2 separate regions of the Homo sapiens genome follow, and region 1 is linked to region 2. A link is a loop called in an ENCODE intact Hi-C map of the cell type or tissue named here. Cell type or tissue: Caco-2. All regions are shown on one strand. Links, peaks and the distances in the headings refer to the core of each region. The heading gives the core; the rest is flanking DNA.

Evidence for each region. Hi-C counts contacts between places; a loop is a spot of excess contacts. Peaks named below come from ENCODE experiments on the same cell type or tissue, not always from the same donor. Only the 100,000 strongest peaks of a DNase experiment are listed, where the experiment ranks them.
Region 1: a loop joins it to region 2, with 4 times the contacts of the local background. A loop is called at or near these places in 1 of 110 quality-filtered maps.

Annotation. Positions count from the first base shown.
Region 1 is chr4:110,845,273-110,861,285 of GRCh38, reverse strand. It overlaps MIR297 (microRNA 297), which reads left to right and starts at 639; the gene lies at 639-704. In Caco-2, for the core only: no CTCF peak of the experiment used is centred there; a DNase peak (open chromatin) is centred at 10,005; H3K4me3 peaks cover 749 bases.
Region 2 is chr4:110,919,212-110,935,224 of GRCh38, reverse strand. No RefSeq gene overlaps it. Among named protein-coding and RNA genes, the nearest start is that of MIR297, 67 kb to the right of the region's middle. In Caco-2, for the core only: no CTCF peak of the experiment used is centred there; a DNase peak (open chromatin) is centred at 8,014.

The DNA.
Region 1 (16,013 bases), core at 2,674-10,673, 72 kb after region 2:
TTTGTAAGGTTGAGGCCAATTTTTCTGAAGGTCTAAAGATCAGGCCCAAAAGAGAGACCACATAATCACTTTGCGTTCCTTCCTCAGTAATCTCCACAACTCATTTTGTGTCAGAAATTCACCACTGCACAATAACAGGCCAACAGTGGCCAGAGTTGGCTCCCATGCTGTAAGGTTGGAGGAAGGACACACCAGGCTTCCTAAGTACTTCACACAAGGCTGCCAAAGGATTAGCTGGATGTTCCTGTGCCAGGTTCACTTAACAGGAACATGGCAAGTTGTGGAGACTAATTGGTTCTCACAGGTATTTGGGGTAATGTAAAAATACAACTGCAGGAAAGGCAATTTCCCCCTAGAATGTGACTTGCTCCTGTAAATACAATATATTTTACAGGTTTTAATGCATGTGAAATATTTATCATTGGCATGAAAATTTAAAATATATACCATTTTCCCTTTCATGCCAAAGGGCTTCTATACCCATCACAATTAAAATTAAATATGGAGTAATAGCATAGCTTTTTACTCTGATTCCCTTTTCCCCATTTTGTAAATTCACAGCTTTAACCCATGGCCACCTGCCTGAACGATGGCTTATTTCCAACTCAAGATCTCTTTCTACATACTTTATGAACATATGTATGTATGTGTGCATGTGCATGTATGTGTATATACATATATATGTATTATGTACTCATATATCAAGGAGATTTCATTTCTATTTTTAATCTATGGTATAACTTCTGCATTGATCATATAGTCATGAACCACACGAAAAAGTTCCAGTCAACGACAGACCACAAATGTGACAGTTGTCCCATAAGAAGAAAATGGAGCTGAAAAATTCCTATCACCTAATGGCGTCGTAGCCATCATAATGTAATAGCAAATGCATTACTCATGCGTTTTTGGTGATGTTGGTGTAAATAAACCTACAGTGCTGCCAGTCATATAATATTACAGCACATACAATTATCCACAATACATAACACTTGATAATGACGAATATGTTACTGGCTTATATATTTACTATAGTAAACTTTTATTGCTATTTTAGGGTATACTGCCTCAACTTATAAAAAAAAAGTTAACTATAAAACAGCCTCAGGCAGGTCCTTCAGGAGGTATCCAGAAGAAGGCATTGTTATAGCAGATTACAGCTCCATTTGTGTTACTATTTCCAGTTTTCCACTCTTAATAGAGCTTCTACTGGGACAAGAGGTGGAGATGGAAGGCAGTGATACTGATGATCCTGACCCTGTGTAGGCCTAGGCTATGTGTATGTTTCTGTCTTAGTTTTTAACAAGAAAGTTGAAAAAGTAAAATATATATATATATATATGATCTTTGAAATAGAAAAAAGCTTATAGAATAAGAATATAAAGAAAGAAAACATTTTTGTACAGCGATACAATGTGTTTATATTTTAAACTAAATGTTATTACAGAAAGAGTCAAAAAGTAAAAAAATACAAGTTTATAAAGTAAAAAAGCCATGGTAAGCTAAAGTTAATTTATTATTTAAGAAAGAAGATTTTTTTTTAATTTAGTGTAGCCTAGTTCACTGTGTTTATAAAATCCACAGTAGTGGACAGTAATGTCCTAGGCCTTCACCTTCACTCACCACTCACTCACTGATTCACCCAGAGCAACTTCCAGTCCTACAAGCTCCATGCATGGTAAGTGCCCTATACAGGTTTACCATTTTTTGTCTTTTATACCATATTTTACCTTTTATATGTTTAGAAATGTTTAGATACACAAATGCTTGCCATTGTGTAACAGTTGCCTAAAGCATTTAGTACAGTAACGTGCTGACTGAATACTTATTCAGAATTCTGCTATTTCTGTTGGAGTGCTGCATCATAGTCCTCAGAGGCACACAGATCTCACTACCTAGGGTCTACAGGCATCAAGTCATAGGTCTGAGAGAGAGATTGAAGGATTAAAAAGAAGAGGGGCAAAGAGAAATTAGAGTCTAAAAGGGGAAAAGGGATCACATTTGCCAGCCCCACTCTATCTCCAAATGTCTTTTCTGATCAATCTCATAATCAATTGATAATAAAAGTAGCCAAAAGATTATACTAACTATATATCTAACCCTTAAATAAAAATCACTCTCTGCCAGGAACTATTCTAAGCTCTTTATAATAATAACACATTCCATCCTTATAACAACTTTATGACAAATTATAAATTGCCCCATTTTATATACCTTAAACTTTCCTTCTCACATCTCATTATTCTAAGCTAATCTAAAGAAATGTCTTATTTTCTTTAATTTCAAAGCAGATATTTCAGCAATACTCTTTTCCTCGCCACACCTTTTTGGGCCACTAAGAAGAAAACTAACTTGTGCCCCCTTTGAGTCCTTTCATTGAAGGAAACTTTGGGAGGCAAATAGAGCCATAACATCTGCCTATGGGCTTTCGACTGAAGTACTGGGTACTAAATCTCATCTCCCACATGGGAAGTCAGTTCCTGACTTGGGGTCAGGAAAGAATGAGAGGGAATCCCCTCAGCGGCTCCATAAATTATCTACCTATATGCACACACAGCATTCAAGGAGTCAAGAGTGCCACACATTCAGAATATGAAAATAACAGCAACAACAACATTTGATCTGAATTTATTTTTTAAACAAGAAAGAAAAGTATTTGATCTGAATATTAAAAAGGAATTAAAGGCCGGGTGCTGTGGCTCACACCTGTAATCCCAACACTTTGGGAGGCTGAGGTGGGTGAATCGCTTGAGCCCAGGAGTTGGAGATCGGGCTGGACAACAAAGTGAGACCCACTTTCTACAAAAAAATACAAAAATTAGCCAGGCATGGTGGCACACGTGTATGGTCCCAGCTACTTGGGAGGCTGAAGTGGGAGGATCAGTTGAGCCTGGGAGGTCAAGGCTGCAGTGACCCAAGATTGCGCCAGCCTCGACAGCAGAGCAAGACCCTGTCCCCCCACAAAAAATTAATAGTATTAAATAGTTGTAAATTATGATAGTGCCAAACTGAGCATTAGTCTATTGGCTTTAATGTTTGACAAAGCAATTTAATACTGACCAATATCAGAGCCATATGAATAATAATAAATTATATACATCATAAATTATATGTATTTCATAATTAGTTTTTCTCATAGTGTAGTAAAAAGCAAGTACTGAAACTCATTACAGTATTTAGCCTGCTAATACCTTGTTGCCAGAAGTAATAATTGTAACTGTCAATATGGCCGTTAAATTTACCTTCACATGACCATTAACACTTTGTCTCAGTTTTCAAGCTTTCTTTGTTAACTACTAGTTAGACTTTGAGACCTTTCAACACAATTAATTGTTATGATTTGCAAGTGATGATAGAACAGGTCACTGATTCCCTGTTACCCAAAGCAGCCTTACTGCAGAATAAAGGTGCATTTTGCAAACTACCTGTTTTCACAGTGCATAAGGGAGAGGCTAGTAAAACTCTACTATATTGTATTATATTAATATAATTAATGCTAGATACAAGGTTTTCTTTTCCTTTGATACATGATTAAGAAGTTTTTATTTAGGTCGGGTACGTTACTCTGAATTAAATTCTCCCCCCTACACCCACCTTTTTCTAAGATTTCATTTCAAGGGCTTGCATTTTGAATGGCACTAAATTCAAAAAGCACTTGAGTGCAGGTGGCACTGAATTAAATATTATGTTAATAGAAACCTATTAGCATAATTCCTAACCTACAATAATTTCCTAGGGTGAACAATAGTCATGGAAACCCATAAACCAAAATGTATATGATCAAATAAAATATTAAGAGAATAATTGATAACCATGTGCTAGGCTTTCCTCAAAGCATATTACATATAATAATTTATTTAATGCTCACAACAACATGATGGGTTTCATACTATTATTTTCCTCATGCTGCAGATGAAGAAATTAATGCAAATAGATAGTAAGTAGCAGGCAGAAGATTCAAATCCCAGGGTCCATGCTTTTAACTCCTACACTCTACTACTGCCTCTTGCCCATAAAGGGATGCAATGCCACCGATATATGTCTAGGAGTATGAGGCTGCTGAAAAATACTAGACAAGCCAAGAATGAGTTCCATATTCAGATTGTATGTTTAAATCTAGGAAAACTCTTCAAAAGACAGGGTCTAGGATATTATTATATAATATAAATGCTTAGGTATTCCAATAATAAAAACTTTTTATGAAAAGGGAACTCTTCTAAAGGAAAGCCAAGACAAGGTAAGGAGAACAAAAAGGTTAAATTGTTACATGTTAGCATCAGATGGAAATGAGGCACAAAGGTGTAGGTCTTTGAAGTACAGGGTAAGGATCTTGGGTTTGCTCCAAAAATAATAAGAAATTATATGATAAGTAGGTCATGGCATAGTAACATGGAGCAGCAGAATAGTTAACACCAGCAGTCAGATTAAATAGGGTGCTAGCAAATAGAACAGAATCCTGACAAATTAATGATACTAATTGTTTACTAGATTTCCCATCTTCCTTTTACTGAGATGACTGACACAAGAACTGGGGCCATACATTGGGTTAGAAGAAGAGTTAGAAAAGACAGAACTTATCTGTCAAGATGTTAAACGTGCAAACACTAATTTACACAATTTCTTCTTTGTGAGTACCAACAAGTTTTGAATTTTGAAAAATACAAATGGCCAATGACTACTAATGATCTATAATAGTGATTTTTCAAATTATAACTTGCACTGGAATCAGCTGGACAGCTTGTTAAAAGATTGCTAGCCCCCACTCCCAAAGTTTCTGGTTTAGTTAATCTGGGGTGGGGCCTAGGAATTTACATCACTAAGAGCTCCCAGGTGATGCTTATGAGTCTGGTCCAGGGACCAGGCTTGGAGAACCACTGATCAGATAAAAAGGAGTTGAACATTTTAAAAACATCCTAAATGGTCCACTTAAGAAACTACATTGGCACACTATGTTTATAAATCAGAATATAAAACAAGTGAAATGATATTGCCAAGAAAAATAACCTGAATCCAACTCAACTTTCAATTTTTCAAAGTGCATAGGACACAAGAACATGTTTAAAAACACAACAAGGATATAATCAGCAAAGTTCAGACTGTAGGTAACCCTGTAGGAAAAATATGTCGTTTCTTGAACAAAGAAACTACAGGGGGAAAAAAGAGAAAGAGAAAGAAGGGAAAGTCTATTGATTAAAAGAGTCTTATGGACATATTAACCAGTTGTGATGCCTGGAGAGTTTTTGATGCCAATGCAAAAAACAAACTGCTAAAAAAAATTATGATTTTTATGAGACAATTGGAAATGTAAACAATGCCTATATTTAATGCTACTAAGGTAATATTACTGCTAACATTTTCTAATATCTTAGGTATGATATTGATATTGTGGCTATGTTTTTTAAATCTTCAGGGATAGTTGTTAAAGTATTTACAAATAAAATGAAACGTCTGAAATTGCTTCAGAATAATGTTAGTAAGAGAGAGAGTAATAAACGATACAAAATTAGCTATGAGTTGAAACTCCCTTGGAGATCAGTGATGGGTATATGATGATTCGTTATACTATTCTGTCTACATGTTTATGATTGAATTTTTCATAACAAAAAATGTAAAGAGGCTGGGTGCAGTGGCTCATGTCTGTAATCCCAGCACTTTGGGAGGACAAGGCAAGCGGATCACTTGGGGACAGTAGTTCAAGACCAGCCTGGCCAACACAGTGAAACCCCATCTCAAAATTAGCTGGGTGTGGTGGCACTGGCCTGTAATCCCAGCTATTTCGGAGGCTGAGGCACAAGAAACTAGAACCCAGGAAGAGGAGGTTGCAGTGAGCCAAGATCACACCACTGTACTACAGACTGGGTGACAGAGAGAGACTCTGTCAAAAAAAAAAAAAAAAAGTGTATCGTGTATAGAGATGATTTTTCTGGAAAGCTGCTTTGAATTTTTAGATTTTTTTCCATATTCACTTTATGGCACCAAATTTTCCAGAGTTCAGCGTGCTTCTCAGCTTCACCAAACAAAGGGATGATAGCTAGAGAGACAATATAGCATATAACAGGTTCCTAATAAAACATGTTAAGAGAAAATAAATACCAACTGATATGTTCTGGCTGTGTCCTCACCCAAATCTCATCTTGAATTGTAGCTCCCATCATTCCTATGTGTTGTGGGAGGGATCTGGTGGGAGGTAATTGAATCATGGGGGTGTTTTCCCCCATACTGTTCTGGTGGTAGTGAATAAGTCTCATGAGAGCTGATGGTTTTATAAGGGGTTTCCCCTTTTGCTTGGCTCTCATTTTCTCTCTTGCCTGCTGCCATGTAAGACATGCCTTTTGGCCATGATTGTGAGGCCTCCCCAGCCACGTGGAACTGTGAGTACATTAAACTTTTTCTTTATAAATTATCCAGTCTCTGGTATGTCTTTATCAGCAGCGTGTAAACGGACTAATACACCAACCAAACAGAAAATACTCAGGGAGGAATGCAACTAAAAATGAAGAAGATTCAAATATAAAATAGAAAACTTTTTACATGAAAGGGGTCATAGAACATGCTTCTTTGGAATGTACAGCTAATTTAGGAAAGCAGGAGGTTGGTCTGTGTCCCTTGATCGTCTTTATCTGCCAGAATGTTATCAGAGTCGAGTTGTTCCGTGGTATTCAGACATTCTATGGAATTAAAGTTCTTTGTCTACACGAGAACCATGCCAGAGAACACAAAGAGAATGACAAGTTATCAGATCCATCCACAAATAACAACATTCCAAAATACCATAGACAGAAAGCTCTTGGGAAATCTTTCATTTTTCCAAACCACATATGTAACAGACTGTCCTGCTAATTAAATGAGACAGATGCTGCATCTCGCCAGAGAAGGTGACACATGGCATGAACAGCTGCCAGGACTACCACAAAGTGCTAAGGGTAAACAAACTACTTCCTTCTTCCTAACTGTGCCTTGCCTACACATACATAACTTGGGGCTACTTTAGTTCAGAAAAAAAAATGTTTTGTTTTTAGTAACAGTGACTACCAGAATGTAGTTAACTTATTGTATATGCTAATTTAATGTAGGCAATGGGGAACCAATAATATTTGTAAACTATAACTAAATATAAATGGACTTTATTATACCCAGATCTCGCATGTTTTTGCTAGAATAAAATTAGATACTATTGTGTTTTATTATTTTATTACCACAGAGATTACAGCACTTTAAAAATGAAAGAGACATTCTCCTTTGCTATTTTCAACAAGCAGGAAACAGGCTGTAGGAAAAAAGTGAAATGTCTATAATTTTGCAGCTGCAAATTGTCTCTTTGTGTTACAGAAAAATATCTTTTCATTAGTGATTACTGTGATTCATGCCTTAATGTCATTTAAACATATAAAATAAGTTACAGATGCCCATTTGGTGCCAGCTACTGTGCCAGTCAATTATGAAGACATTAATATTACTATAAAACTATAATTGATATTTATTGAGTGCTCACTATATATAAGCACCAAATTAACTATGATTCTCATCAGAACCCTGCTGTGTATTATTATCATTTCTATTTTACTGATAAAGAACCTGAGGCACAGAGACGCTAAGTAATTCGTCTAAGGTCACACAGGTGGCAAATGAAAGAAGCCAGTGCAAAAAAAAATTAGGGATGGAATATAAAACTGAATATGTGATCTTGGCCCTTTATATAAAAGGAAAGATTTTAGTCTAGAATAGAGACCTATAAGCAATCCTTAATAATATTAATACTAAAAAATGAAGTAAAATTGAAATGTGAAAAAAAGATTTGGCAGTATTTCACGGTGAATAGGCAACTATTAGGTTGGTGCAAAAGTAATTGCGGTTTTTGCCATGACTTTTAATAGCAAAAACCACAATTAATTTTGCATAAACCTAATATTAAAATAAAGGTTTCCCTTTCATGTCAAACAACTCTCCCTGCAGGAAATATGTCTTTAACCCTTCCTATGTGTATTAATGGCTGTCACATGTAAGAAGGATGCCAAGAAGAGGAAGACACGTTCCCTGCCGCGTGTACAGAGGGTCTACCATGCACTGGGCTGACTCCCAAAGAAAGAGAAACTCTATCCATTGCTCACCAGAAGCTTATACTTTTTTTAAAAAAAAAGTGTGCACATGAAACAAACTTTTCTAAATTAATTTTTTAAAGAAAGCGTGTTTTATTGTTGTACTCTGTCCTCTTATCATAGACATTTTCATTGTGATCTGAGGTAACCACTTTTTTGGTTTACGTTAGCGTATTCTGGCTGCAAATAGCCCCTGACTTTATAGATAATAAAAAGTTTATGTTTTATTTACATTAGAGGATTCTGGCTGCAAATAGCCCCTATCTCTGTGTCCTCATTCTTAGGGGTAACATTTTCTCTTTTGAGGCTATAAAGAAAGAGCCCTACTTAAGTTACATTAACAAGATTTTGTGTAGTATAGTTAACATCTTTTAAATATTATACACAATATTAATTATAGGTATTTCCATTCTAAGATGTACTCTTAGGGCTCGGCATACTGTAATAACCCTAATCACCAAACATTAGGAGGATATTATGAGTGATCCAGAATATGGAATTAATGCTAAATTTTGCCCACTGAAGTTCCCCCCTTTGATCCGAATCTAGATTAAAAGCCACAAATTTGTCTCCCTCCCTCAGGCATACCAACCACTTACACTTTCCTAAAGATATGCACAGCCTTCTTAGAGAACACACAGCATCTCAACATGAATACCAATCAGATCACAGTCATGGTTATAACCTGAGACTCAAGAGTCTGTGTCTCCAAGGTCAGGGGTGTAACAAGACGGCTTCGAAAGCAGCTCCAATGTGCTTTCCACACTGGCAGATGTCCAAATCTAGGTTTGATTCTAAAATATTCAAACTGAGAAAAGTCCAGTTTTCCAGTCCACTAAAAATGAGACAAGTAGATTTAGGCAATTCTGAGATCAGCACAAATAACCTAAAAATATTTCACGAAAACCTATCATGAGCAGAGTGGTACCTGTCATAATATACCTGTGCAGGTCTCACAGATAAAAAAATATATATGGGGTGATATTGATGGGTGTAGCCCCATGTGCTTATTTCCCAGCATAGACCGCTTCAGTCATCCTAGTAAAATCAGTCTATAGACACACTGCAATTATGAAAGCTATATTTCTGGCAAATACCTTAAATGCATGCTGTTATTGTTTGATTGTATTGAAATAAAATGAAAGTGCTTGACAATTATAAGAGGCTACTATTAAAGAAACCATGAAATAAGTTAGTATATCCTTCTATACTTTGAAAGGCATAATTTATTTTGGTACTCATGTTTGTGCTCTGATTTTTTCGGTGCATATTGTAGGCATTATCTAGTATTCCATCAAAGGAACAATGGCTAGTGTTATATTATCTCCACCTTTTTAGGAGTTTTCCTCCTTTGGAAAGGCTGTCCTCCTTTTAAATATATCTCATTTTAGCATAGAGACTCAAATCTCATAAAAGTAAGAATGTCAGACTTGATAAATCTGCTCAAAGCCTTTTACTGAAGTGGGAATTCTCTGTTTCTGAGAAATTGAAAGATTTAATGAATATATTCTTGTCATATTATGACATCTCATTTTTCCCTCTCATAAATACTCGTCAGGTTTATGATTTCCCGCCCATTGGCCAGGAATGGCGTTGCACTTGCTGCAATGGTGGGTGCCCATACCAAGTTTAATTTCTCTCACAAGGAGAGTTGACAAAAGATCACAGCCACTAAGCCCTGGAATTACCCTAGATATTGCCCTCTGTGCTCTGCAAATGAAATCCTACAGAAGACCCTTTGGAAAAGAAGAACATGATGGTTAACACTCAGAAATCCATTTTGCACAGGGCAGCATTCGTATACACAGAAGTGCGGAATGACAGGCAGAGCTGCCAGTTCCTCGATGAGAAAAGTCAGATGCTTAGCACTACACACACACACGCACACACACACACAGACACACACAGACACACACAGTGCCTCGCAGATGCATGCACCCCTCCCCCTGCAGCTTAGAGTCCCCAGCTCTTCTCTCCCACGCATCCACCTCTCCCTCATTCCCCCTCTCTCATGCCCTTGATTGACTACCAGGTCAGATAAGAAATTAAGACCAGTGAAATCAGAACCAGACCGCACCTGTCCCTTCTGCAGCCAGAAGAGAACTGAAATAAAGCACTTATGAAATTGCTGTGATCATAACCTTCAAAACACTGAACTCCTCCCAGCTGTCGGCTTTCCCAACCCAAAGGTTCCACAATAGAGACGCTGGCACCAAGTCCCTAATATCTATTTGTAACAGAATGCTGTCATTTTGGGACGGGTCAAAGTGTTGCAAACTGTAAAGGTCCCTTTATAGCTACAAAGATTCTGAAAATAGATGTTGTTCTACTGATTTAGACTTGCTAATAGGAGGATCAGTTTGCTTCTATTTAAAATGATTCATTTGCTCGGAGAGAAAAATGATAGTAAGCAGTGATAAATACTTTGAAATGTGAACAACGATTACTATCTGTCTTCATTTGACAGAGATTGACATTTTTTTCTATTTCTTACAACCTAACTATTGACTTTTGTAAACAGCTACTGGATGACCTGCAATAAAGTTGAGCTCTTAGCTAGAACTGTCAGTTACTCATTACTAGCAGCAAACAAATAAAAAAGGGAACAATTTATTTGCACAATTACCCATCTTATATGTCTGAGTGCTATATTGCTAGCTATATTTAGCAAGGAAAACTTCAGTGAAAACTTTCAGTACTTCATTAAATAATAAAGATTTCATTTTTTAAACTAAGCTATGTATACATAGTCCAAACTATAATATAAAGTAACAAACTACTAATTCAGATAGAGAAAGATCTCTACTCTGGGAATATCAAATAAGAATTTTAAAGATATAAAAGGATGTCTAACCACATTATTTCACTAATGTGAACATTATTATCATTCTCAATAACATTTTATTTCCAAGCCATGATGGGCAACAATTAAAATAGAACACAACTGAGATGTGGCATATTAATTAGATGTGAGGATCCCTGCAAAAATACACATTTCTGTATTCATCATACTTGCCCTTATTTTAGCTTAGAAAAAGTTCTGCATTGTCACATTGCTATAACAATTGCATATGGAAATTAGGCATTTGTTAAAATCATACAAGAGACCAAAGGTAAAAACATTCAAAAGCTATTTTTGCCTGATGTTAAATCCTCTTACATTTTCATGTGATGTTGCAAATACACATATACACAAGAGTGGAGCCAAGAAATAGGAAAAGTTTGTAAATATTTATACACAGATAATATACACCATGTTCATATACATACTACTTCTAATCTCCTTTGTCTAATGATTTATTTTATACTCTCTCAATAGACACAATTTTTCAACTGTTCTATTTTTCTTTTGAAATAGCAGATTGTTTACGCTAGTGCTTCAAAGATATTTATGTAATTAGGGTTCTATTTCTACGTTGGCTTTTAAATCCAAGTTCCTCTTGTTTTGGAATGTCATGTGCCCACAAATAAGCATAGCCATGCCACACTGCGAGTCAAGCCTTCCACAGGGGCAGGGAGGGTGGTGGTTAGGCGCACAGACACTCGAACCACATTGTCTGGTTTTGAATTCTGGCTCCTTCGCCTCCCAGCTAAGTGACCTCACCTACCAGCATCTCTCTTCCTCAATTTACTCATCTTGAAATGAAGAAAATAATGGCACCTACTTCCTAGGCTTGTGAAGATAATATTTTTAAAGTGGTTAAAAATAATGCCTAGCACATAGTAAATGCTATCTAAATGTTAGTTTCAATTAAAATAAAATGAATATTCTTAACTATTACTGTGTAAGTTTTAGCACGTGAATTCTGACATATATCTAATAGGAAGGCTTTCTAGTATACAGCTATGTGTGTCATTTATTTCCTGTTTCTGCATAATTGCAAATTGATACAACAATAACAAGAATAATAATTTAAAACAATATCAACAACATATATTGTGTTGACTACAGCCAGGCACAGTTCTAAGCATTGTCTCATACAATCTTCCCTACTAATCAGTGAGATAGATACTGTCATTACTATTTTATAAATGAAAAAAACTGAAATTTAGGAGAAATTACATAACCTGCCCAAGTCCCAAAATTTGTAAGTAGCAAACTAGGACCTGAAACAAAGCCTGTGTGACTGTAAAACAAGTGGCCAGAACGGCTGGGCACTCCTGCCTCCTTCAATACATGTTTATTCAACACCTTAGTCTTCTTGGCCTGTCATTTCTTTGTACTGTAGTGACTCAGCTAGCTATCTGGAACCCTTCTTATATATAGTTATGGTTTACACTGGTTAAATAATTTTACTAAAAAATAAAATATTTGGTGCCAGGCCCCTGGGGATGATTTCTAGGCTTTTAGCCACACTTGAATTTGTCTCAAGCTGGGATAGAAGGAATGCAGGACTGAGGATCACAAAATCAGGATCCCAGCCCTGATTTCACCATTAAGTCCCTGTGTGATTAAACAAGAAACTGAATGAATCTGGCTTATGAAGGGTTACTGTGACACAGTTAGCTGTGTTGTAGCACTTGGCTAGTACTTATGACATAAATTTAAATGGAAGACGAGGTTTTTCTTTAAAAATACATATTTCCTTGAGCCTAAAACTATAAAACTAAAATTATCTGGTTTCTCCATATATTAAGATCATTTTAAAACTCAATTTTTTAACACAAGCCTAAACTTGATACTCTTTACAACACAATGAAATTCATAGCACTTAGCTTCTCATAATTTAAAAGGATACCAGTTAACATCCAAAACATATTATTACAAGAATATCTTTTCCTGGTTTGTTTTTTCAAGGAAGAAGAAGAAAAGTTTGACATTTTAAATTTAACATTACAAGAAGTTTAGTGGCATTCAACCAGGTTAAATTAACCAAAGGTATGTCTGTATGTGTTTGTGTGTGTGTGTTGTGTGTGTATATATATACACATTGCTTTCTCTCCTTTCCAAGCAGTTTTGCTCTCAATGTGCTCCAGTACTTCTCTGATACTAAGAAAAGGGAACCAAATGACATTGGAGAAAGCAAGCCTAGGGTAGTAAATAGTGACTGACTCCTGTGTTCTGCTTCTGAAGAGCCACAGAACCATCAGCTGGACATCTCATAGAAGTCCAAATGGGAGTCACAAGAGATAAGGCAGCAGAGGGGGATGTGGACAGAAAAGAAAGTCCAGAGCTCCTCAGCTTTATTAGCATGAGTGGAGTGGAGCAAATGTCTAGGGCCTGGAAAGAATGAGACAACAAGACCTTATGCCACCGTGGTGTGTGTCCAGGGATGTTCGTGTGAGTGCTCACCTCTCTATAGATGGCCAATGTTCATCATGCCATCAGTCTCAAAACATCCTTAGTGACAATAAAATCATTTTTATATTAAAGAAGCAGATGACAAAGATAATTCACTGAGTTTTGCAAGAATAAAGACAGGCTCAAGAAGGATAAAGTCAGCCAATGAAACTGTGAAGTCCAACCGAATTCTCTGAACTTATCTATTAACAACAGCCACACAGCGCCTGCCAACTTCAGTGGGTGGCAGAAAAAACAGGCTGGAAGATCATATTTGGCTTTATATATTAAATCTTTCACATCCAAGGGACAAGGATTTTTAAATTGTCATATAGTACATAGGATATACATAGTACTAATACATTAAATACCCTCAGGTATAATTTTTAAAGTGCCATTTATGCTTACCTAAATAGTTACCACCCAGAAGATGAGCTTTTCAAGTCCCCAAAAGACCCTGCAAATATACTCAAAAATGTAAAGTTTTACAAAATTTGAAATATTCTTTTAATGCCATAAATGTTCTTATTTGTCTCGACAAAATCTTGAATTAGAAACCATAGTTTAAACTCAGACTATGAGTTGGGGATTGGCATCTCTCTGGTGGTGTTAGGTCTCCAACACTTGTAAGAAATAGTTGGGTGACAATCAAATGTAAATTGTCATTCGGCAACAATTCCACACATTTGTAAATTGCTTTGAAATTGTGAAACTCATTCAAAAAACACAATGGTAATTCTGAGAAGCAGAGATCTCTATGATTCCTAAATCTCTCTATAAAACAGTGACTCTCTAAAATTATAACTGAATTTTAATACAAAATATAATACAGAGTTTATAAACCACTTTATAGCTGCTCTCAAAAATTATGTTAACTGGAATCTATATTAATCACATTTTTTCCATTGGTGATTTTTATTGTAATAATACAATTTAGGTAAAATATAAACTGCAACGTTTAGTGCAAGAAACTTTCACTTTATTTTTTCATGAAATTCCAGAAACTCTGAGGTGAAAAAATACATATACTATCTATTGCCTCACATTAAATGTATGCTGCAATTACTGCTACACCATAAACCGCATACCAATGATTTCATTTCTACTTACAAAAACACATAAATTTGTGTCCTTTATATTAGAAAGGTACACTCACTTTTCCTTGCTAAAATTCCTATTGTCTGTAGAATTTATAACCAAATAAATCTGTATTTAAACATGTAATAGCTGGTCTCCTAACAAAATATTCTTTATAACAATCAATATCGGAGCCCTGAAATTGATTATATGAAAAAATGACCACTTCTTTCCTTGCAGCCTAAAATATCTCACATCCCCTGTGAGCTGCCTCACAGGTAAGTCAATAGGAGCTTCACATGAGACCTGAGAGAAGAATTTTACCCTGTAAGTGTAATCCATTTATTGGTTTATGGACCAAAAAACCTCTCGGGAGTGTTACAAACTCATATGCTTTCCTTGAGTGATGGGTTTTGCACTTGGATTTCTTATCTAATTGAAAGATGTGTAAAAACTTATGTATAAATAGAGTTCCCCATTGGTTACACATTTCAAGAGTATCTCAAGAGTATAAATTATTCCATCAAGGGGTTAGAATAAATTATACTCAATAATTAGAATCAATTTTCCCTAGAGTAAGCACAAAAAAATTCCCATTAACATGGATAGAGGTTGCATATAAAACATGAGATGAAAATATAATATCACCTACAAATTAGCTTTGTATTCCTGAATAGACAGAGAAGTAACAGAGTGAGATAAGCCTACTCATCTTGAACTATATCCTTTCTGGGTAAAGTCCCCACTGCATTTTGGATATGGCCAATGTCAGTGGATCAACAGCAGAAAAGAAAATGCGCAAGCCTAAGTGCGGAATCACTGTGTTTTTTTAGCTGTCTCCTATTAAATGACAGTAGCATTGCCTGGTTCACACACATCTTATAGTCATTCTGTGTAGAATGAAGAGTCATTATATTAAAAGTACATGCTACTTCTTCAAAGAAAGAAAGGTTAAGCGAGCCAACCTTGGCATCACTAGCAGCAGTGATCATGTACCGGGAACTTAACCCAGGCGCTGTGTTAAGCATTTTACTTGTACCATCCTGTTTACAAGGGAATTTAGCAAATGGCTAAGCACACACACTTTGGACCCAGATTTCATGGAGTTCAAATGTCAGTCATATTTCCTTCTAGCTGAATAATCATGTGCAACTTGCTTAACCTCTGTGACTCAATTTCCCCAACTGTAAAATTGTGATAATAAAACTACCTACTTCATAGGATTGTTGTGAACATTAACTGTGTTAGTTTATATACAGCACTTAGGAGAGTGCCTAGCATAGAACAAGTGTTTTTCATTAACATTGCAATTATTGTTATTAATTAAGAGGGAAATAACAAGGTTGTATATAACCCATGTGATCTGGAAGCACTGAAAATTGAACGTTACTGCTTTTTTCACTTGCTCATATCATAAAGGGATTCTTTCAGCTGCCAGTTTTGAATAATGTATCACCCAGAGTGATGTTATCTGTGACAGTCACCAGCTTTAAGCTGAGCCATTTTATGAATGTGAAATAAATAGTACTTTCTGTGCTTTAAAAAAAAAAAAAAAGTGC
Region 2 (16,013 bases), core at 4,387-12,386:
CTGGGGCTACAGACACAAACCACCATGCCTGGCTAAATTTTTTATTTTTATTTTTAGTAGAGATGGAGTTTCACATATTGGTCAGGCTGGTCTTGAACTCCTGACCTCATGATCCGCCCTCCTTGGCCTCCCAAAGTGCTGGGATTACAGGCATGAGCCACTGCACCCGGCTGGCACTCCCTTAATTTTTAGTTATCACCTTGAACACCACGATGTCAACATTTATAGGCAACTAATGTTCTCATTCATTAGTATGTTAAAGATAATACTGGTTTAAAATCCAAATTAATCTTGATAAGTTATATTATTCTCCACAGAGTTGTAGAGGAACTGAAGAGTCATTACTATTTGTAAATATAGCATTTACTATTATACTGGTTTTTCAAAATTTTTAAACTCCATGAAGTAAAGAAATTAATCATTTAGAATTACATACATAACTACATTTTGCCTAATGACTACTTGGAATCTGGGTTCCATGTCTATACTGCCACATACCAGCTGTGTGACTTGCAACCAATTTTGTAACCTTCCTGTGCTTCAGAATGGAGATGATTTTGTTTTCCTCACAGAGCAGTGGAAAGAAGTAAATAACTTTAATACAAGTAAAGTACCTAGAACAGAGCCCAGCATGAAGTTCTCAATAAGTAAATGATATGAACAGTTATTGATGTTATTAAATTGTAAGTACCTCAGGTTTATGGGGTGAGGGGGGTGGGGATTGCTAAATAAAATCCCAGAAAAACTGCTTACCGTTTTGTAGAGTGACCAAAGATATTTTTCAGTACCTCTAATGGTATGTGCTGGAAAAGAACTTTCAACACTCAAAATAGATTATAATTAAAAGTACTTATAATGGCTCCCCTTACAGCTTCACAAAGAAAAGTGAAATTCCCAAAGAGGTTGTAAATTTTCAGCACTCCCACTAGAAAATGAGAAATGGTCATAAGCACTTTCTTGACAGGTGAACTGTGGCTGCCAACAGCCAAGGAGAGGATATTTTGTTTATATCAGTTGCCATTCAGCAAATCAAAATTCAACTGGAAACTGTTCTTTTCTGTCCTCAAATTTCATATGTTTAAGTCTAATCATTGCTTTGAATATATAATGTCACCAATAGGACATGGAGCACTTCAATATGACAGTTGAAATATTAGCATGACAAGTGTAGTAAAAGGAATTCTAGTAAAAAAGAAAAAAATCTTTTTTAAGATTGACTGTCTAGAATTTGCCAACTTAAACAAAAGATATATCAAATTCTCTACCACTAATGAGAAGAAACTCATGATTCAATAACTGAATTGTATAAAATATTTCTTCCATATATAAAGTAACAATGTCACCCGAGATACGTGTTAATTCCCACATCAAAAACACACACAAAGTTGAACAACTACGTGGTTCTTTTTTCTTTCACTGCTTGAATGTCTTTCCTATGTGCCTTTCTATGTGCTAAAGGAGTGTTACTCGAACTTGATTATGTGTTTCTTAGCTGGAAGCTTTTTCAGACACAGAGAATGGCAGGCACTGATACCAATCAAGACGCTCAGGTTCAAACTCACTGCCTCCCACTTAGCACTCTGTCTGCCAACTGGAAAATAATTTGTTTGAGCCACTAAGGCTTACAGTTATTTATTCTTTATCCTTGATTTTTCAGGGAGGCCCACCCCCACCAGTGACCCTTGCTAAAAGCAGATAACATTGGAGAAGGACAAAATTCTGATGCTATGCTTACTTTTAGCAACTCTAGTAAAGCTTTTCCAGTGCTGGCCCTTGATCTGGTAGCTCATGTAGGCTCAGCATTCGGCAGTGCAAGGCAGCTTTAATCTAATTCTCACTTCATTTTTCCCCCCGGCTTTCTCCTTAGGACAAGTCTCAAGGAAGAAAAAAAAAAAACGAAAGAAAGAAAAGGAAAGAAAGAAAGTCACAGGCCTGGCACGTCATAATACGAAAATGCACCACTAATTACTGTGGCTGTAATTCTTGATCCAGCCAAAATACAGGTACACAATTACTTTACTTGGGGTCAGACTCTGCTTAACCCCTGCTTCGTTTCACCACCTCTTCAGCACGTTCCCTCTTCTTCAACAGCAGTTATCTCTTGATAGTAATAACTGAATAGCTGCCTCAGAAGAAGATTCCCTTGGGAAGCATCCAGGTGAGGAGCAACAAAGCCAATGCCCCACACAGGTTTGGGATGGATTGTGACTTATTGGGAATAAGAAAGAGAAACCCAACGTATTTCATTCTGGCTTTCCAAAAGACTTAATGATTATTAGAATTGCAATAAGATGGTTGCAATCTGGTCCCTTTCCAATCAAGTAATAAGCTATTTTAAAATCCATAAATATTTTAGGGCTTCTTTATGATGGATCTAGTTTTTTTAATGGACACATAACATTTAGTTTATGAGAGTTTTATATCGCACTTGAGAAAATTATGCACATGTGCGTTCAACCTACTTACGTATTTTATACGAACTTGCCATCTATCAGAAAGAAATGCCACTACCAACCACAGTCACACATGAAGTCAGTGATTTTACTGAATAAGGAGCACCTACTAAGCATGCTTTCTAGTGTGATTTAGCAGAAAAGCATTTCAGGGAGTATTTTTATATTTAAATTGGCTATGCCTGCTCTATACAGTTTATCCGAAGCTTTTTTTAAAAATCTGTTTCAATTAAGAAGTATCTGACTTGCCATATATATAAGAGAAAGAGAAGAAAGAGAAAGAAAGAGAGAGAGAAGGAAAGAAAGAAAGAAAGAAAGAAAGAAAAGAAAGAAAGAAAGAAAGAAAGAAAGAAAGAAAGAAAGAAAGAAAGAAAGAGAAGAGAGAGAGAGGAAGGAAGGAAGAAAGAAAGAAGGAAGGAAGGAAGGAAGGAAGGAAGGAAGGAAGGAAGGAAGGAAGGGAGGGAGGGAGGGAGGGAGGGAAGGAGGGAGGGAAAGCAAAGAAAGCGGGCAGGCAAGTCTTCAAAATATATGCAGAGATAAACCCATTCTCACCAATGCCACTGCTCCCACCTTGGTCAAGGCACCACTATCCTGGGTTTGACTTAATATGGTAGCCTACTAATGGTATCACAGCTTCTACCCTGGCCACCCTGTCTAGTTTCAATACAAAGTAGGCAGCTTAATTTGTAGGACCCAGGAAATACGAAAATACAGACCCTTTTTTCAGAAAACAGAAAAAAATGCCATTAAAGGTACAGAAATATAAAATGCTTTTCTTTCTTCCATGGTTGTTCCCTTTCAATTTGTCATGGTGTTTTCTATTTGCTATTGAATACCATGCCTCCAAGGGCACAGGGATTCTTGCTGGGTGGGTGCAGGCCCTCTCAGGTGATGACTTTTGCATAAAAGGTCTTCCTGGAAGGCTGATGGGACTCCAAAAGAAGGATGTTCTGTGGAGGGAACTGTCAGAAAAACCAGGATTATTCAGAATGGCAAATAGAGAACAATTCAGGAGGCCCAGAAGAAAAGACCTCATGAAACACACAAAAGCATCCATAAGCAGGATTGCAGATTACAGAGAGCTGCCTGCTGAAGAGTAGAGAGAGGAACAAAGCGCAGAGAAAGGGGGAGAAAAGAGAGGGAGAGGATGTTGATTCATATATTCATCCTGGCATTCTACCTTTTGATTTGAAGTTTTGCTTGTGACTTAACATGACTGCTGTACTTTCTTTTACTTAAGACTGACCAGAAAAGTCATGAAATCTGTTAGAGATCAGATCCAGGAAATGGGACAGAGAGAGAAATCAAAAATAATGTTTCAGTTACATCTTATAATTCATTCTTATTTATGGCTGATTATATGAAATTACTTGATGCTTAGAAAGGGATGCAGCATATTGGAAAAAAATAAGGATCTTCAAATCCTTGATATACTACGATTAGTTTCAAACCTTACATAAACTATATAACTACAATTTTCTCCTTGTCTATAAAACGTTGAATCTTGAAATCTAAAACTATAACTCATGCTTAGTTATTCCTTTAGTACTCAACACAGTGTCTGATATAAAGGCTCCATCAATAAATATTTTTAAGGGATAAGTGAAAGAATGAACCTGGCTTCCCAATCTATTAAAATTAATTATTTCCATTGTTAGCTGTGGCCCTATGTAGGGAAGTAGGTAAATAGATAGATGGATGAATGCAGAAAGACTCCAAAGAGCCAAAATGGCTATGCATTTTAGTCAAATATAAAACAACCAAAAGCTTTATATAAAAAACTTAACACCACTCAGAGGCATGTTAGAGCCAGTGGATACTAAGAAGTCCTTTAATATTCACTGGCTCTAAGACATACTCTTTTTCCAATCCTTTTGTTAACATAAACAGAAATGTTCATATTCATATGGTTGAAAAACCTTACAGATTTGGAGTTCAGTAGATTTTGAAGATAGTCTGAAAAGCAGTGAAATTATTAAAACTCTAAGAAATAATTATTCCAGATAAAGAATCTTATTTTGTCTAGAAAAATATGGTTACTTGATGACATAATGTCTTCATGAAGTGAAGGCTTATAGTAGGGTAGATAATGATTTTTGTTATAGAACTTTTCTGACTGAAGAACTGTAGGAAATCTAATTCATTTCTATTCAACAAAAATTGTCAGACTTTACCTGAAAACATTTTAAAAAATTGTTTGCATGTTCAAATGCTGCAGTGACTGGGCAAGTAACCAGAATAGGTGCAATGCTAGGTTATAAGCACTCGGAATGATAAGAATTGTTCCAGACCAGACAATGCATTCCTTGTCCAAAAGGTAAGTTGCTAATAAGCTCCAGATAATGATACCCGGTGAGAACTTGGACCCATATTTGTTACAATTTCCAATTTTAAAAGAATTCTGACATTAAAATTTTTATATAACATTTTCTAAGTTTAAATGGCAAATTTTAAAAATCAAAACAAAAACCCACTATGTAGGCCAAACAGAACAAGCTTTGGCCTATATATGACCAAAGCTCTTAAAGTTTGTTGTTGTTGCTGTTTCCCAGTTAAATGTTAACGATGTTCAAAGAGGATAAGAGATTCGAAAAATCATTTGCAAGTCTTTGACCTGTTACCACCAACCAACTTTTTAGATTTTCAGATATGCGTGTGGGCAACACCACAGATAAGTGGATAATCTTTTCTTTTCTTTTCTTTTCCTTTCTTCCTTTTTGCGAGGGGAGTTCTTTATCTCTCTTTCTCTTTCTTGCTTTCTTTCTTTTCTTTCTTTATCTTTTTTATTTTCAACTAGTTGGGTTTTACTCCAACTTCCAATGAAGGAGAACTTGGTTCTGACAAAATGTGGCCAGAGAAACATTAATTCTTTGAGCTTGAGGCTTCCAAAATCTGCTCCTTTGCTGCCTTCATTCTGGAAACACCCTAATCTTGGCCATGTAGGGAAATGAGTAGGAAATAAACAAGGAAGAAAAACCCAGCAAAACCCTGGCTAAGTTTCTCACTTCACATTCTTCTTTATTTGCGCTTCACATAACCCTGAGTGTACACGCGCGCGCGCGCGTGTGTGTGTGTGTGTTGGAGGGGAAATTAATGGAAACATGGATGGAAGAGAAACACCCACAGGACGCATCTAACACACCAGCCCTATGGAAAGTAGAGGTGAAATCCCACATATTGGCCATCAAAGAGAGAACAAAAAGGGAAGAAAGTCAAGCCTTTCTCTCAATTTAATCAATTCTGTTTAAATCTTCTTATTTTTACTACAGAATTCCTCTGTCACTAAGGTGACTCATTGAGCCTGACTTTTATCAGAGCTCCTTTTCCTTTAGTAATTTCTTTGGGAGAAGAAGAGGGGAAGAGAAAGAAAAACCTTTGAACACTCCCTAATGGTATGGGAAACATTAAGCATAGTAACATTCACTGTGAAAGTCCCCAGAATGTTAGAATATCTACTAGAAATGTTACCACCACATTCTCACCACCACCCAACCAGATATCAGAGGACATCACCATTGTCTGTTTAAATACGTCCCTTCATGGAGTGTTAGATGCACTAAGCATTCTTTTGAGAAAAAATTTAAGTGATTGTATTTCCATTCTAGCAGTGGTCCCCACATGCCACACTTTCCCATTCATAGTATTTGCTTTTCTTAGTGTTTTGAAAAAATTATATTGGAAAAACATGGCATGTTTTCAATTAAATTATATTTCAGAAGGATTTATGGAGAGGAAAATGTGAAATGACATTCACGTAGTATCATCATATATTCACTCAAATAATTTCTATACACATTCCTAAAAAAGAAAAAGAAAAATGCTTTCTAGGAATAAAAACCAAGATTCTTCATTAATGCAATATTGTAGACAATGTATCCTTAACTTTTAGAGAAAAGGAGTAAAGTATAAGAAAATTTTTTAAATGGAATGCACCTGATTTTTAACTTAAATTGAAATTTCTTTGCTTAAGTATTAGGCAAAAAGAAATTTCAGGTTATAGAAAAAAAACAGGTATTATGCTGTTTGCTTTATTTCTTATTAATATATAATCACTGTTTCCTGATTAATTTATTAAAGCTAGTATTATGTTAGATAACCTACAACATATAGAGAAAGCTGATAAGACAAGCTGTTTCCCACAGAGAGCTTACAATCTAGTTTGGACAATAAGAACAAGACATGAATCATAAACTTTTTAAATCAAATGAAAGCTCAGTTTCCTTGGTGCAGAGCTGAGTTCAATTCCTGGGTATCCTTGTTAACTTTCCGTCTCGTTGATCTGTCTAATGTTGACAGTGGGGTGTTAAAGTCTCCCATTATTATTGTGTGGGAATCTAAGTCTCTTAGACTTCCCAAAAAGGCTGGGTCCTAGAATTGCAGAGCTAGCAGAGAACAGAGCTAGACCCTAGGCTTTTAAATTCCAAGGCCCTCTTTGTTAAATGCTATGTAGGACAGCCTATGCAATGCAGTAGTTTAGCTTCAGGAAAAAAAAAAAAATAGGGCTTCTGTTGGTCTTAAAGGATTTATTAGAGGCTCTTCTCTTGGGAGAGTGGGGAGAACTACCAAAAATGACTTGGGCAGATCTTTGAATGCCCTGTGAGTGCATGCAAAATTTTAAATACAATTGTATTCTCTGGAAAATGATTATAGCATTTATCAGAGTTTCAAAATGGCTCTTAAAGCAAAAAATAAAAAATGTAAGAACTATAGGGAGGGGAATCATGGACAGTCAATTGTTGAGGAGGAAGACAAATCACTTGAAATTGATCATCTTTACAGGTTCTTACAATAAGAACCCTTACAGAACACATTGTAAGTGCTGAGTGCAAAGTTAGGTACATAGAAGGACACGAGATTAGACAGGATCTTCAGAGTCTAAGGGAGGAGATATTAGTGAAGTAGGAAATCCCTCAGACTAGTTTATAACACTAGTATAATTCAGTATGTTTGGCAACTTTGATTGCTAAATGGAGGTGTTCTTAATGTATCAGTTTCCAAAAGGGAACTCTGGCAACTCCAGGTACGCAGTTTTCATCTGATAGAAACATGATTACCTACTGGTTTAAGATAGTCATTTATTCATGTTATATTTTAATATTTTGCATTTCTGCATTGTCCTTAAAGTACATCCAACACTGAAACATACCTGGTTCTATAAACCAAATTAATACAAAGACAAACACATTTGGGACAGTTGTGTTATAAAGCATGAGCCTGCCTACTGTGTACATGAATGTGAATCATTCCTACTTGAGTACCATGGAGATGGTCTGTGTGCTGAAGCCAGTTCCAGGACAAGTGTTCCTAGAATGGTGAGCATTTCAGTGTCATTTACCAGCCATTCATCATGCTTAAAAAATAAACTATTCTCCCCCACTAACAGCTAATTGTGTTCACTCAGAAATGAGCTTCCTTATTTTACCTGTAGGGTTTCCCTACCACCACCCTCCACCGTGCCTTTGGCCAAGTTCTGGTTAACACAGGGTTATTCCATATCACTTGAAGAATGACATGTCCCGACTACCATGTTTGCTGACAAATGTCAATCAAAGTGTCTCAGAGCTACCCCAGCATGTCAGCCATCATCTGAAACACACTTTCCCAGGAACGCCTTAGCATGGCATCTTTGTTCTGTTTTCAGATAAACAGATCCAATTCCTCAACAAACAGACTGCTACAGTCCTTTTGATAACAGTGTAATAATTCAAAACAAATGATTCTCAGCTTTGATGATAGCACTTTTATGGGTCATGAAGAAATCCTCCCACCAACATCTGTTTGATTTTATCTACTTGAACTTTATCCTCCAGTTGAAGATTTATAAGCTGAAATCATCCCAGCCTATTAAAGTCAAACCAATGTTCAAGCACTAAGAGGAGAATGAAAGTGCATTTCCTAGTCATCTACCTTTTGAAAAGCTGTTGTGAGCAAAAGAATACCGAAAGTTTGGAGAACTTTATATTTGGCTGAGCCTGAGACAAGGCTCCCATGACAGAGACCTCAGGAATCCAGTTTGTGCATTTTAGGACAATAAGTTATTTACAGAATCATTATTTTAAAAGAAAACGTTACAAATACAGAAGTTGTTTACATTAAGGTCTATTTTCTTAGTGAAATCCACTATGGGTTAGGGAAATTAAATCCAGATTTTTCTATTTTTTTTCTTCTGCCTTAATTTCCTTATAGACTGCAAACTTTTAAATGTTGATTCAATAATATTTAAGTTTAACTTAATAACAAATTTCACTTGTTACCCACAAACACGAAAGATGTGCAGAGATTTTAATCCGATGAAAGGAAGAGCAAGAGTGCAAATGACTGGGTGTCAGGAATCCTGAGTTCAGATCACAGAACCTCCATTAGTTCACTGATTCAGTCAAGCAGATAGCTAGACGACACCCATTAGCTCTGTGTGTGCCTCTGTGTGTGTGTGGTATTGGGGGGTCATAAGCACATTGCTTTATGGAGGTTAAAACTTTCTTTCTCTGCCATTTACTCCTTACCAGGCAAAGTAAAGTAAAAGATCACAGTTCTTCCCTGGTTTTCCTACTTTTATTTAACTATATTTATATAAGTATAAAATATTTATATGTAAATACTTAAAACAATCAAGTATACAATAAAGAATTGGGAATTGGCCAGGCATGGTGGCTCGCACCTATAATCCCAGCACTTTGAGATGCCAAATGGGGAGGACTGATTGAACTCAGGCATTCGAGACCAGCCTGGGCAATCTCTCCACTCAGTAGATACGGATTGACATGAGTCAGCACTGAACAAATTTTCCAAACCAATTTCATATACTTAATTTAAAATTAGACACATTTTGGATGGTATGAGAGGAAAACTAGCAAAGACCTTTAAAAATATTAAATCTTTCTCCATTTTAAAGATGAGAACACCATGGGAAAAGTAGTTGGTAGCTTACACAAAGACATAGGTAGATAATTTACTCACTCATTCATTCTTGCAATAAACATGTATCAAAAAACTATTAGTCACTCAGACTGGCACTCAGTGCTAGAAACATGCTGATAAAGAAACAGATTCTGTTTCTGATTTTATAAAATTTATGGCCTATAGTGAGATGTGGGAGGTGGACAGTGACTGCTGTTACTACAGTAACTAACCACACCAACATGTGTAAGAACGCTATCAAGACAAGAGCTACAAAGAGGGCAATGCAAGCCCCTAAGTGGGAGATTTTACTTAGTGATGTTAGGGACAATTTCCCTGAGGAACTGGTGCAAGCTGAGACCTCAAAGATGAGTGGAGTTAACCAGGCAAAGAAGAAAGAGAAGAGAGTCCCAGGCAGGGAGAAAGCCTATGCAAAGGCCCTGTGGTGCTGGGAAGTAGGAGTGACCAAAAGAGGGGTGATTTCATTTGGCTATAATAAAGGGAAGAAAATGGGAAATGTGAGGCTGGAAGCATGAGTAGCAGACAGACCATGTGGTGCCTTGCAGTTCTGATTAAGTTTCCTCCCCAAGCCCCATTTATCTGAAGATAAGTAAACAATTTTATGCAGAGAGGTGATCCGATTCGATTTATAGTTTGACTAGGTTGCTCTGCTGTAGTGTTCACACTGGAAGAAGTCAGAGTGATCACTCCCAGACTGATTAGAGGTCATCAGTACAGGCAAGAGACAATGGCATTCTGGACTAGGGCGGAGGCAGCAGAGATGGAGAGAAACTGGCAGATTGAGATATTACAGGCATAAAATTTACAGGATCATGTGATAGATCAAATAGGAAGGTTAAGAAGATGGAGGTATAAAGGATGACTTTTAGATTTCTGAGCTGCAGACTGGGTGGATGCTAGCACCATTGACTGAGATAGGAAACACTGAAAGATGACCAGGTCTGAGAGAAGATCATGAGCTCAGTCTCACACATGTCGATTTTGAGGTGTCTTTGAAACATCCAAGAAAGGATGTCAAGTCAGTACAAGAACCAGATCTAGACTCTAAAACTTCTAGTTCTTTCCAGTAAGCTCCTACAGCTATTACATTATGTTCACTTGCAGAATAAAAGTACTTCTTGTTTGGTTTTGGTCTGTTTGTTGACAACATTCAGGATAAATGATCAGTAACACAGGTCAATTGATAATGAAAATTGGGGCTTAAATAAAACAGTTTTTGCTTATACCACTACTTTTTGAAAAAATAAATAAGAAACATGACATTTAAATAGGCTTTATTTTTAGAGATGATTTAGGAACTTTTCAATAGAATTTGGAGTTAACCACTGGTAACTGCCAAAAAATGTAAACTGTCTGATTTCTATCTTTCAGTGATTAAATTATTTATTCAATTACTCCTGGAAATAGGACCTTTAACAAATAATTGCACGTTCAGGCATCTATATTTTCTATATGCATAATCCATTTGTCAAAATAGCGAGCATTAAAACATTAAAATGGCATTTATGGATTTAAGGAACTCCTGTTATATTTAGCAGATCTCACATCTAAATTTAAACTACCACATACCTTTACAAATCATTTAACTTCTCTTGACCCTAGATTCCCTATATATCAAAATAAATATTTTTTCACCCACATGGCATAAATATAACTATTAAAGAAATAGAGATCATGTAATTAAAGCTGCATTCTCCTGAGATGTACTCAGCACTTAACATGAGCATCTGGGGCTAATCACCAGATACATCTCTTATCACCTCTGTCGCCCTCCCCCAGCCGCTTCCCCCACTCCCCGCCCCAAGTGCTGCTATGTAGTATTTATTTGCAAAATATGAACATATGTCACACTTAAAATTTATATTCTCCTCACTTTGTTGAAGACAGACCAATATATGTTGTCACTGATGCAATTTTCAAGAGGCTCAGAAATATAGAATTCTGTGTATGACTGTCTGATTTCATTTTGTTCTAAACAGCAACTGAGACTCTTTACACGTGAGAAGTATTTTGCCACCAGGAGGAGATGACCCTGAAGATTAACATATGCTCTCATCACTGTCAGTGCACCTAGCCCCCTTTTGAAGAGAACTCTTGTAAAAAACTCTGTCTTTCTAAATTACAAACATGCTCATATAAATTTCTCATTTACAACAAATAAAAATTCCAGGGTCAAACATTATCAAACAAAATTTATGATGACTGCAAAAATATTACACAGAAAGGAATAAATTACATGAGACTACTGTAGATCAGTGCCCCAAGCATATGACTAAAGCCAAAATCTTAAGAGTTCTTATGCTGATTTATTATCTTTCTTCATTGTTACCTGAGAGCAATTTATTTAACCTTGATGTGCTTCAGGTTTCCAAAATTCTAAAAGTAATGTTGTGGTCATCAGGCCCCCCCCCCCAAAAAATGATATTACATTTATTTTCAATTTCCCTTGTCCATGAAGTTTTATGCAAAGTCAATAAGCTTTCTTGTAGATTAGCAGTGAACACAAATGAAAAAGCAATTCCCTCCCTAGTGAAATCCCTTTGCAAATTTAATGTCATTCAGATGTTTGAGAGAAAGGCTTCAAGCTTTCAGAATTGTTTTTTTACCATTAGGACAAATTTTGGCATCAATCTTTGAAGAATTATTTAGTTCAGAGTTCTGACCCGCTTGGATTAGGCTCATTCAGGTTTACTGTGGACACTTCTCAGTCAGTGCTGCTTCATAAGCTGCACATGAACAATGAATTAACCAAGGCAACTAAACCTTCTGGGAATCAAGGACAATCTCAAACATTGAACTTGATGGTCAACCTCAGTTTGACATTCAAGGCATAATCTCAATTTGAAATCAACTTGAAAAGATGAAATTTATCTGATGAACATTCAAAGTAGCAAAAATTTAAGTGCCAATTTTTACCTTTGAACGATTGCCTGTTTAAAGTTTTCTGACCGAGAAAAAAAGGATTTTTATGGAAAATATACCCACTTATGTTCGGATCTATAAAATCACAAGCCTAAAATTATTTTATGCTCTAATGAAGTTTTTACATATCTTTCCTTCTGAAATCTCTTTGTCATGTGACATTTGCTAAGGGAATATGCTTAAAGAACTCGCTGGTTTAGTGTATCTAATCTTAACAGCCTTGGGGAAACTTAAAAATAGCTAAATTCAGAAGCCAGTAATTTTATTTATATTGATTGATTTACATGTGGTTTGGCTTAAAAGTTTACTGTTGTTTAATATTTGCATCCCTGAATACATAAGCAGTAAACTAAACTATTTCTCACCCACTTCATTAATTCCTGAAGGAAGATTTTCTCTGGTTTTGAAACTTCAAGTTTATACGAATTTTTATAAAAGCTTCTAGTTATATGTTGAAGATCAAATATAATTTTTCTCTAGAAGATGGAGGAGATGAAATGAGAAATGTAAGGAAGGAAAGGATTCTCTAGAATGAAAACGGATGATAGTATTAAAGCTTTTGTTTTTTCAAGGCTCCCTGTGGCCCTTTTTATTATAGATGCTTTGGTTTGAAGACTCTCCTCTCAGAATAAATTCCCCAAACCAACACCTTAGTGACTATCTACAAAAGTAGAAACTATTTTTGAGCTTTTCTTCAATCTTAGTTCAGCAAAGTAAGCAATAAAAATCATCTGAAATGCAAAGCTTCTTACATGGAAAAGGAATGCTAGTGGCTCACCAACTCTAAGGTTTTTGCTGAGTGGTCAGTCCAGTCCTCATGATAGGTTTGCACAAAATCATCAGCCCACTTGAGAGGAAATAATGCATATGCTAGGTTATGGACTAGGATTAAGGGGGCAATTCATGGCTTTGGAACCAAGTTCCTTTCCATACAAAACTTTCTTGCCCACCTGGAATCTGAACTCATGACCTTGGCTTTAAGAACAATATTTTCCCTGATCTAGTGAACAGCTCAAACAAAACAATTTAAATATTTACCTACTGTCAAGCAAGTGTGTGCGTGTGTGCCTTTGTGTCTATGTGTGTAAATATACAATTGCTTAAAATTCCTATATTAGAAAGGTTTGTTTGGCCATGTTCTTGTTTTATTTTAAAGATTTTTGATGCAGAAACCATTATAACAACAGCAATGACAAAAGAAAGGAGCAGAATTGCTGCTCTGATATAATTACTATTTCATTCATGCTCTCTCATGTCCTGTGGATTTGCTTTAAATCTGCTAGACTTGTGAGGCCTAATATCTAAATGAGATACATGGAAAAACAAAGACATATAGTCACATGTTACATAGTCCATTGCTGCCTTTAAACCTTTGTAACAGGATAAAAAAGATGTTACTTTTTGTTTTTTTTAATTCTTAAAGGTATAATTTATTTGAAAACCAAAGTTTAAAAGAAAGGTATTCATACTGTAGTTTATAGTAGTACTATGAATATATCTACAGTTAAGAGGATATAGAAGAGTATTAATTGCAACTTAAATAAGCATAGAAATTGTAAGACATGTTCTGAAACAGTATCAGGTCCAATATATAATAAAAATATCATTAAGATCCTTTAAACCAAAATCTGAAATAGTATCTTTCATCATCTGAACTAACAATATGGTTTATGAGAGGTTGCCATGGATGAAAAAAATGCATAATGACAGCAATAAATAACACAAATGTCTGTGGCTAATATCCTACAAGGAGCGCATGAAACGCTGACATCACTTAGAGGTTTACCAACCTTATTACTCTCCTTTATCACACTTCATATTGTCAACTAAGAGTAACTAAGTTCCTACATATTTTTCTTATCCACATGCATATCCCTAAGTATAGTATTTACAGTATATGTACAGCAAATATTACCTATAATTAGATGTTTTGTTATCATTTTATCCAAACATTTCATTCACAAGAAAGCTGCTGTATTCATAATATGTATTATTTTGGACTTTTTGTTACCATTTTCCAAATACTTTCTGAATCCTATAGAGTATTAGATTTGAATCAGAGTGTCAGATTTTTTTTATATATCCAGGATAATTCTATTAGTACATTCTCACACTGCTATAAAGACATACCCGAGACTGGATAATTTATGGAGAAAAGAGGTTTAATTGACTCACAGTTCCACAGGCTGTACAGGTAGCACAGCTGGGGAGGCCTCAGGAAACTTATAACCATGATGGAAGGTGAAGGGGAAGCAGGCACAATTTTCACATGGCAGAGCAGGAGAGAGAGCAAAGGGGAAAGTGCTACACACTTTTAAAACACCAGATCTCGTGAGAACCCACTCACTATCACAAGAACAGCAAGGGGGAAATCCACCCCCATAATCCTATCACCTCCCAACAAGTCCCTCCTCCAACACTTGGGGATTACAATGAGACATAAGATTTGGGTAGGGATGCAGAGCCAAACCATATCAATCATATTTTACCTAAGTAGTACAGTCAAGAAAACTGAGCCTTAGGAACTATTTGGTCATTTACTATTTGTATAATCATTGAATTTATGTATAGCCCAATAAATAATATCCCTGTAGTCTCCATGAATTCTGAACTATTAAAAAAAAAAACTTATAGACTCCAGGCAAGAGGACAAAATATAACTGTAATTGCTTATAAGGCTGAGATTACAGAATGTGACATACATTTGCAGACAAATAGGCTTCATAAGCCTAAACCCCTAAACAAGGCAACCTACTTACCCACTGACAGCACTGGACAATGACAAGCCTCTCTAAGCAAGAACTACTGCTGTAAGACCTAAGGCATTGAGAAGGAAAGCAAAATGTGTTCTCTGCAGACAGATTCCAAAAGGAGAGAAAGGAAGATGCTTCCTACTTCCCTACCCATTGAATCTGCTAACCTTCTGACTGGCTTTGGCCAATAGAATGCCTTAGAAATAATGTTGTATAAGTTCTGAACCTACACTTCAACTTGTATTGTTTTTCTATTCTCACTCTCTTTGAACATCACCACCATATAAAGAAACCTAGATTAACCTCCTTGAGGATAAGAGACTGTGTAGAAACAGAGAAACACAGCAGCTAGGCAGCAGTAACACCATGTGAGTGAGACCATTTCAAATTATTCAGTCCCAGCCCACCCACCATCCAACTGTAGCAACACGACAGGTTCCAGCAAAACCAACAGAAGAACTGACCAGCTGAGCCCAGGAAAATTTGTTTGTAAATTTATTTACCAACATTTGTTGCTAGGTAAAATGATTATTGGCAAATAAATTTTATTGCCAGTCATTTTATTGGCAAATAAAATAAATGATTATTGTCCTAAGTCATTAAACTTTGAAATAATTTACCCAGTAATATAACTAATACATAAATTTGCACTGAACATGAAGTGCAGCCATAAAAAAATCAAAAAATGCCTAAAATATGTGGCAACGACTCTAGGACAGGGTGGCATTGAGAAGACAGAAAAGCAAGAGGAAACTCTTAGTGGAGACTAGAAAAGTAGAAAAGAAACATGAAACTGGAAAAGGAGACAGGCTATATTATACAGTGGCAGAACAACTGGCAAACATGTTGACTGCAATAACTAGAAAGATAGAAAACATACTCAGAGTGGGTGGGATGGGCACCCCCCCAAAAAATATTCTCATATCCTAACCCCCAGAACCCGTGTATGTGACCTTATTTGGAAAAA